2 separate regions of the Homo sapiens genome follow, and region 1 is linked to region 2. Evidence: chromatin contacts called from ENCODE Hi-C data. All regions are on one chromosome and are shown on one strand. Each heading gives the region's core, a stretch centred on a gene start or an enhancer-like site at or near the end of the contact. The rest is flanking DNA. Distances are from core to core; before and after follow the strand shown.

What was found. Hi-C counts contacts between places; a loop is a spot of excess contacts on that map. Pooled maps may share reads with other maps.
Region 1: a map of CD8-positive, alpha-beta T cell shows a loop between it and region 2 (7-fold over the local background). The contact joins the promoter of FAM20B here to the promoter of GORAB-AS1 in region 2. A Hi-C loop is called at or near these places in 2 of 168 maps with a recorded cell type or tissue (CD8-positive, alpha-beta T cell and naive thymus-derived CD4-positive, alpha-beta T cell) and 5 of 50 pooled maps.

What each region holds. Positions count from the first base shown.
Region 1 is chr1:179,024,398-179,027,292 of GRCh38, forward strand. FAM20B (FAM20B glycosaminoglycan xylosylkinase) reads left to right here and starts at 1,497. Exons shown (of 8, transcript NM_014864.4): 1 at 1,497-1,701. RefSeq lists silencers at 1,314-1,503, 1,544-2,283.
Region 2 is chr1:170,531,050-170,533,994 of GRCh38, forward strand. It overlaps GORAB-AS1 (GORAB antisense RNA 1), which reads right to left and starts at 1,560. Exons shown (of 3, transcript NR_125958.1): 1 at 1,399-1,560. It overlaps GORAB (golgin, RAB6 interacting), which reads left to right and starts at 1,117. Exons shown (of 5, transcript NM_152281.3): 1 at 1,117-1,235. The coding sequence starts at 1,175.

The sequences.
Region 1 (2,895 bases), core at 247-2,746, 8.5 Mb after region 2:
TCTTAAAGGAACTGTTGATTTACCCTTTTGCTTTATGGTCTCCTGATGTAGTGAGCAAGGTTCAGGGAGATTAGCTAACTGCAGGCAGACTGATCTTCCTGTGCAGAGAAATAAGGTAGATTCTCATTATCTTCCAGCTCATTTTCCCAAGAATTATGTATTCTCCGGCCAGAAAACGACCTCCAAACCTCCAAACCTTTTCAACTACACGCAGCAAAAAGCTAATACAATGCCTTCTGCATTTGACTGTACGTCTCCTGCAGTGATTAATGCTGCCTCCCTAACTACATTGTCCGGAGCAAGTGTCAAGCCCAATTATTTCTCTAGGATCTCCTGATAGTAAATGCTCAGCAAATATACAGACGAATAACACCTAATCATACACAATAATCTTAGAGTACTTTCCCCATACATTTCCTAACTTAATCCTTACAACAACCCTGTGAAGTTATTAACTCCCATTTTCCAGTTAAGGAAACTGATGCTCAGCAAAGTTAACTGGCACATCCAGTATCATACAGCCAGTAAGAAAGAATTCTGTTCAGTACGCCTTACTGATTAAATGAACTATGTGGCCTGAAGAAAAAGTGTCAGCTCAGTCTTTCCCCATCACGCATCTTATTCCATGGAGTAACCTGCATTATATTTCAGGGTCAGGCACACTAAGTTTGCGCTTTAGTATATGGTGAATAAATGGATGGACACAGTGGCGGCTCTGTATAAGTCAGCTGAAAGCAAACAAAGGGAAGGCAGAATCTTTCATTCACACGATTTATCCGCGCCCACTGGGTGCACTACGGTCGGGCATTGGCGACCCAGGAGCGACTGACCTGCCCTCATGGGGCTTACGGTCCTTAGCAAAAAACAGATGTAAAACAACTAATATTACAGTAAATGAATCATAATTTTGTGAGATGCTCCTGAAAGTATGTAGCAGGACGCTCCGCTCTGGTCCGAATGAAGAGCCATTTGCACTCAGTGTGGAAAGGCTAGCCTTTTTCTGGGCAAAAGAAGCGGGGGATACATTTAGATAGGCAGAAGTTCCGAGCAGAAGTCAAGGCAAATTAAAAAGGCAACAGGAGGAGGGAAAATGCTTCTCACAAACAGAACTCGACCTAGGGGACCGCAACTCTCCAGTCCTGCTGCTTGGCTGCCTACCTACCTAAGAAAAGCAGGAAAGAAAAAGAGAAGACGGGGTGGGGGATGGAGGACAAATACAGAAAAAGAAAAAAGAGCGAAGGAAGTGAGAAGTGAGAGGCCAGTTTATGTAAGCGGGCAGGGCGGCGCGGCCGGCAGGAGACCGGCGCCGGCGCCGAGGGAGTTAAGCGGACGGGCCCGGTATGGAAGAGGTTAAGGGGGGCAGTCCGGAGCGGGTCCGGTAGGGGCCGCCTACTGGGCGGGGGCGGGGCCGCGCCGAGCGAGCGCTGGGATTGGCCGTCGGGCAGGCGCTACGCTAGGACGGTACCAACAGCCGGGGGCCTCGGAGGCGGGGGGGTGGGTGTGGGACTGCCGCTCTGCGCGGCGAGAGGTGGCCTGGGAATGGCCGGGCCGGGGGTGGGCCGGAGCCGCTGTGGCGGCGGCGGCGGCTGGGGGCGGTGAGCGCGGCGTGGGGCTGCCCCTCCCCGGAGGCGGCGGGGGCGGCCGGGGCCGCGCCGCACCGCACCGCGCGGGCGGCCATGGAGCGAGCCTAGGGCCCGACAGGTGAGTGGCGCGGGGGCGGGGGAGGGCGCGCGACCCCCGCCCCCGGCGCGGCGGGCGGGAAAATGCGGACCGGCACGCGGGCGGGGCACGGTACGTAGCGCGCGCCGGGCTGGGGCCGCCTGGGGGCGGGGCGCCTCCCTGAGGGGCCGGGCACCGGGTGCCCTGAGCCGTCCCCGAGTGGCTGCGGGCGGGTCCCGGGCGAGGGCCCGAGGCTTCCTGGGAGACCCGCTCGGGCCGCGTGTCCCTGTGTGCGGTCGCGGCTGAAGGGACGCGGCCTCGGCCGCCACGTCCCTGGCCCACCTGAGGCGCGGGCCCACCTGGGGCCGCCTCAGGCTGCCAGAGGTCCTTCTAGTGACCGTCTCTCGTCCCCTTGCGCGGTCCCCAGAGGCGATTGGCCCCGGTGCCTCTCTTGTGTTCCCCGGAGCGCCCGTTGAGGCAGCCCAGGGAGCGCGCCCTCGCGGGGTCTTTGCTGGGCCCGCCTCGTGGCCGGGAAGCGCGAGTGACCTGCAGGCCGGAGGCGGAAGGCGGGGCAACCGTGCCCGGGGCCCGCGGTCTCCTGGGGTCCTGCGCCGGGCGCTCGCAGAAGGGCACAACTTAACGAATGCTGTGTTAGCCCTCAGTGGGCTGCGCTTGAGATTTCATTTCCGGGTGTGACGGCCCCGCGATTAAGAGCGGACCGATACGTTTCCCTTAATGATGAATGTGAATAGTTGTCGAGCTGCGTCCTTGATTGTGGGTTCTGATAAGAGATTCATTCTAATCTGACTTCTGTTAACCTGCCAGTCTCCGGATAAGAAGAGAAGGGGTAGAAGGATGGATTGGAGGGAAAGTAGGGGTAACAGGGCTTGGTTAGTCTTAATGGAATTATTAGTCCTTTTAAAGACCATACCATCATTGGGATGGATAAGGAGTTTCTAATTTGGGAAAATGAGAGTTGCTTGCTATTGCGACTTGGGTCTAGTGCCAGATATCAGCATCTTCCCCACCCAGCCAGCTTCCCTCTGGAGGTTTGATTTCTCACTTGGAAGGGAAGTAGGAATGTGGGGTTTTTTTTAGCCTTTAGCCTTTAAACTGTAGGACTTTATAAATCTATAATCTGGTACAAATTACTATTGCCATTTATTAGCCACGCCTATGTTTTTTGCGTTGTAAATTCTTGCAAAAATTTCACTGGCGTTGATTTCTAAAAATCTG
Region 2 (2,945 bases), core at 310-2,809:
GAAATGGGATCTCAGGTTAGTGTTCAAGGCAGAACCCGAATTACGGTATTAGGATTCCAGGCAGGATCCTAAGAAATGCTTTCCCATCCCCCAGCACCGACGTTTTACAATGTCTTCTCTGAAAAACAGATTTAAAGGGGAGACTAAGAAATCCCGGCCGGGCGCAGTGGCTCACGCTTGTAATCCCAACACTTTGGAAGCCCGAGGCGGGCGGATACCCTAAGGTCAGGAGTTCGAGACCAGCCTGGCTAACATGGTGAAACCCCGTGTCTACTAAAAATACAGAAAATTAGCCGGGTGTGGTGGCCGGCGCCTGTAATCCCAGCTACTCGGGAGGCTGAGGCGGGAGAATCGCTTGAACCCGGGAGGCGGAGGTTGCAGTGAGCCGAGATCGTGCTATTGCACTCCAGCTTGTGCAACAAGAGCGAAACTATGTCTCAAAAAAAAAAAAAAAAAAAAGTAAGAAAAAAAGAAAAAGAAATCCCTTAAGAGGAAAGTTACATATTATAATTATTCACAAAGGAAACAACCCAAAGCAAAAGAAATCTGAGAGCCGCTCCGGCCTGCGAGAGACCTGGTTATGCCTGTTCCCTTTTCATCAATTATACCCCACCCCTTTTAAATGTTTCTTCATCATCAAAATCCTAAATCTGATCATTTCCTGAGTTAATCTGAAGGAGGCCTCCAGCGCTGTGCACACTCCCAGCAAAACACAAGGATTTTAGGGCACACTAAGAGCCACAGAGAGCACCGCTCCCGCCCCACAGGTACAGGACCCCAAAGGCACTTAGATCTCCCGTTTCCGCCACCGACTTGTTGCTCCTTCCCAAATACCTGTTTATCTCCACCCTTATCCCCATCGCCATTTCCCCCCTTAGCTCCTGAAGCGATTAACCAGCAACAGTGAGAAACAATGAGAGAGAGAGAGAGTAGAGGTAAGCCAGAGGAAACGAATGTCTGCGTGGCAAGGTTTCCTTAGGCAGTTTGTCAGGCACTGCTGAAGGCAGCCTGGAAGGAAGCCGGACCCTGAGGCCGGGGAGAGAGGGCCTTGTGTTTGGAGCCCGATGCACTGATTGGCCGCGGCCGGGGAAAAACCCGGATGAGCTGGGCAGCAGTGTTGGCAGTCGCGGCTGCGAGATTTGGGCACTTTTGGGGGTGCCGGTGGCCCGGGCCGATGGCGCAAGGTTGGGCAGGATTCTCTGAGGAGGAACTGAGGAGACTAAAGCAGACTAAAGGTTACAAGATGGGTTTACAGTGGTTTAATTCTTGGGTCTTAAGGGGAAGAGGCGGGGATGCAGCTTTGGCGGGGAAAGGGGGCGTGGAAGCGGCTACGTTTGTGTTAGCGGAAGGCGCTGTAAGTACGTGGACTGGATTAGGGGGTTTCAGAGGAGGACTTACTGGGAGTCACGACGGGAGGGGCAAGCCAGAGGACTGGGATCTTCTTTTAGAAAAAACGGTCCAGGAATCCACTGTAGGGATTTGACTCTTGTGAAAGGAATGGGACTTGGGAGAGGAAGTGAGCCTACAGCCGGGGTGTCTCCCTTAGGGAAGATTGCTGCAGGAATCAACGGTTGGAAGGTTAGGGTCAGGGTAAGGGAAGGAGGAGGGGCGCACACCGTATTAGAATTGTGATGAATTTATAGAAGCAGATGGTTGGAAAAAAGGAGCACAGGCGTCTGAATAAAGGCAAAAATTCGGTACTTTTCACAATTCATCTGGAGTGTTGCATTCACTTCTGGTTGCCAGATGATTTTTGCAGTACTTCCCAATTTTTGAGAATCAGCAAACCAAAAGGGTCTTTGAGAGGGTAGATGTGAAGACTTTATATGTTTATATACATACAGTCTTACTGACTTTGGAGTAAGCTAACCTTGTGCTTCTCTCTCTGGCTTTATAGAGTAATCATTGAATGGGCTTGTACAATTTTTTTGTTGTTGTGGAAGGAATTAAGTTTGCTGATTGTTGGTGGAAAACTTAGTAATATTAATTGCACTTTGCTTGTGGTTGAAATTTCGCAGTGATCTGTATGGTTATCGTGGTAGTACACACAATTTCTGTAAGAAGTGTACATCACTCTTGGTACCTTAATTCAAATACTTTATTTTGGTAGCAAATGAAGTAAACCTTTTGTTAGCGTTTGTGGGGAAATTGGATGTTGCTCTGGTAGCTTGTGCATTTTTAGCATAAATATGAGAATAATCTAGGGCAGACAAGTGGGAAAAGAAGTAAATTAGTAAGATAGGGCCAATGTAGATTATATCGACTGGGGACATTTTGACTGGTCCAGGGGACTTTAAAAACTCTATCATAAAGGTTAGGCTAAGCTATGTAGTTAACTGACTCTGTGTTGCTTGATATACTCAAATTCTTTTGCTTTGTGTTTTCAACATCCATTCACATACTTTGATATACAGGGTACAAGTGCCCTGGCCTCTGGTCTGACTCCAGTAGACTCATGAGGAGACAAACCACAAAGTTATGTGATAGTAGATATTGCAAGAACTTGCTTCAGAGACAAGAGGAACCTCACTCTGCCGGGGATTGGATGGAGCTTGGGAAGATTTCACAAAGTTTGTGTGTTAGCAGAGGCGCATTTTCCAGGGTAAAGATGACTTAATATAAAAATCTAAATTAAACAACATATTCATTATGTAGAAGTATATTTTGAAATATCTTTGCAACCGGGGGTAGATAGAGGATGGTGAGGACCTGAACTTCAAGGCCCACTGTAGTGTGGAAACCAAATCGCTAGTCCGTGACCACCTCGAGGACGGAAAATATCTTAACCTCCTTGTATACCCGTAGCTAAACACAGTGATTGGCATATAGAACTTCCAGCTCTTCCTCTAAATCTTTTCTCCTTGGATTCCTTATTTGTAAAATTAGAGGATTTGGCCCTTTAATTTTAAAGCCATTTCTAGCTGTTCTCTATCTTTAAAAATTTA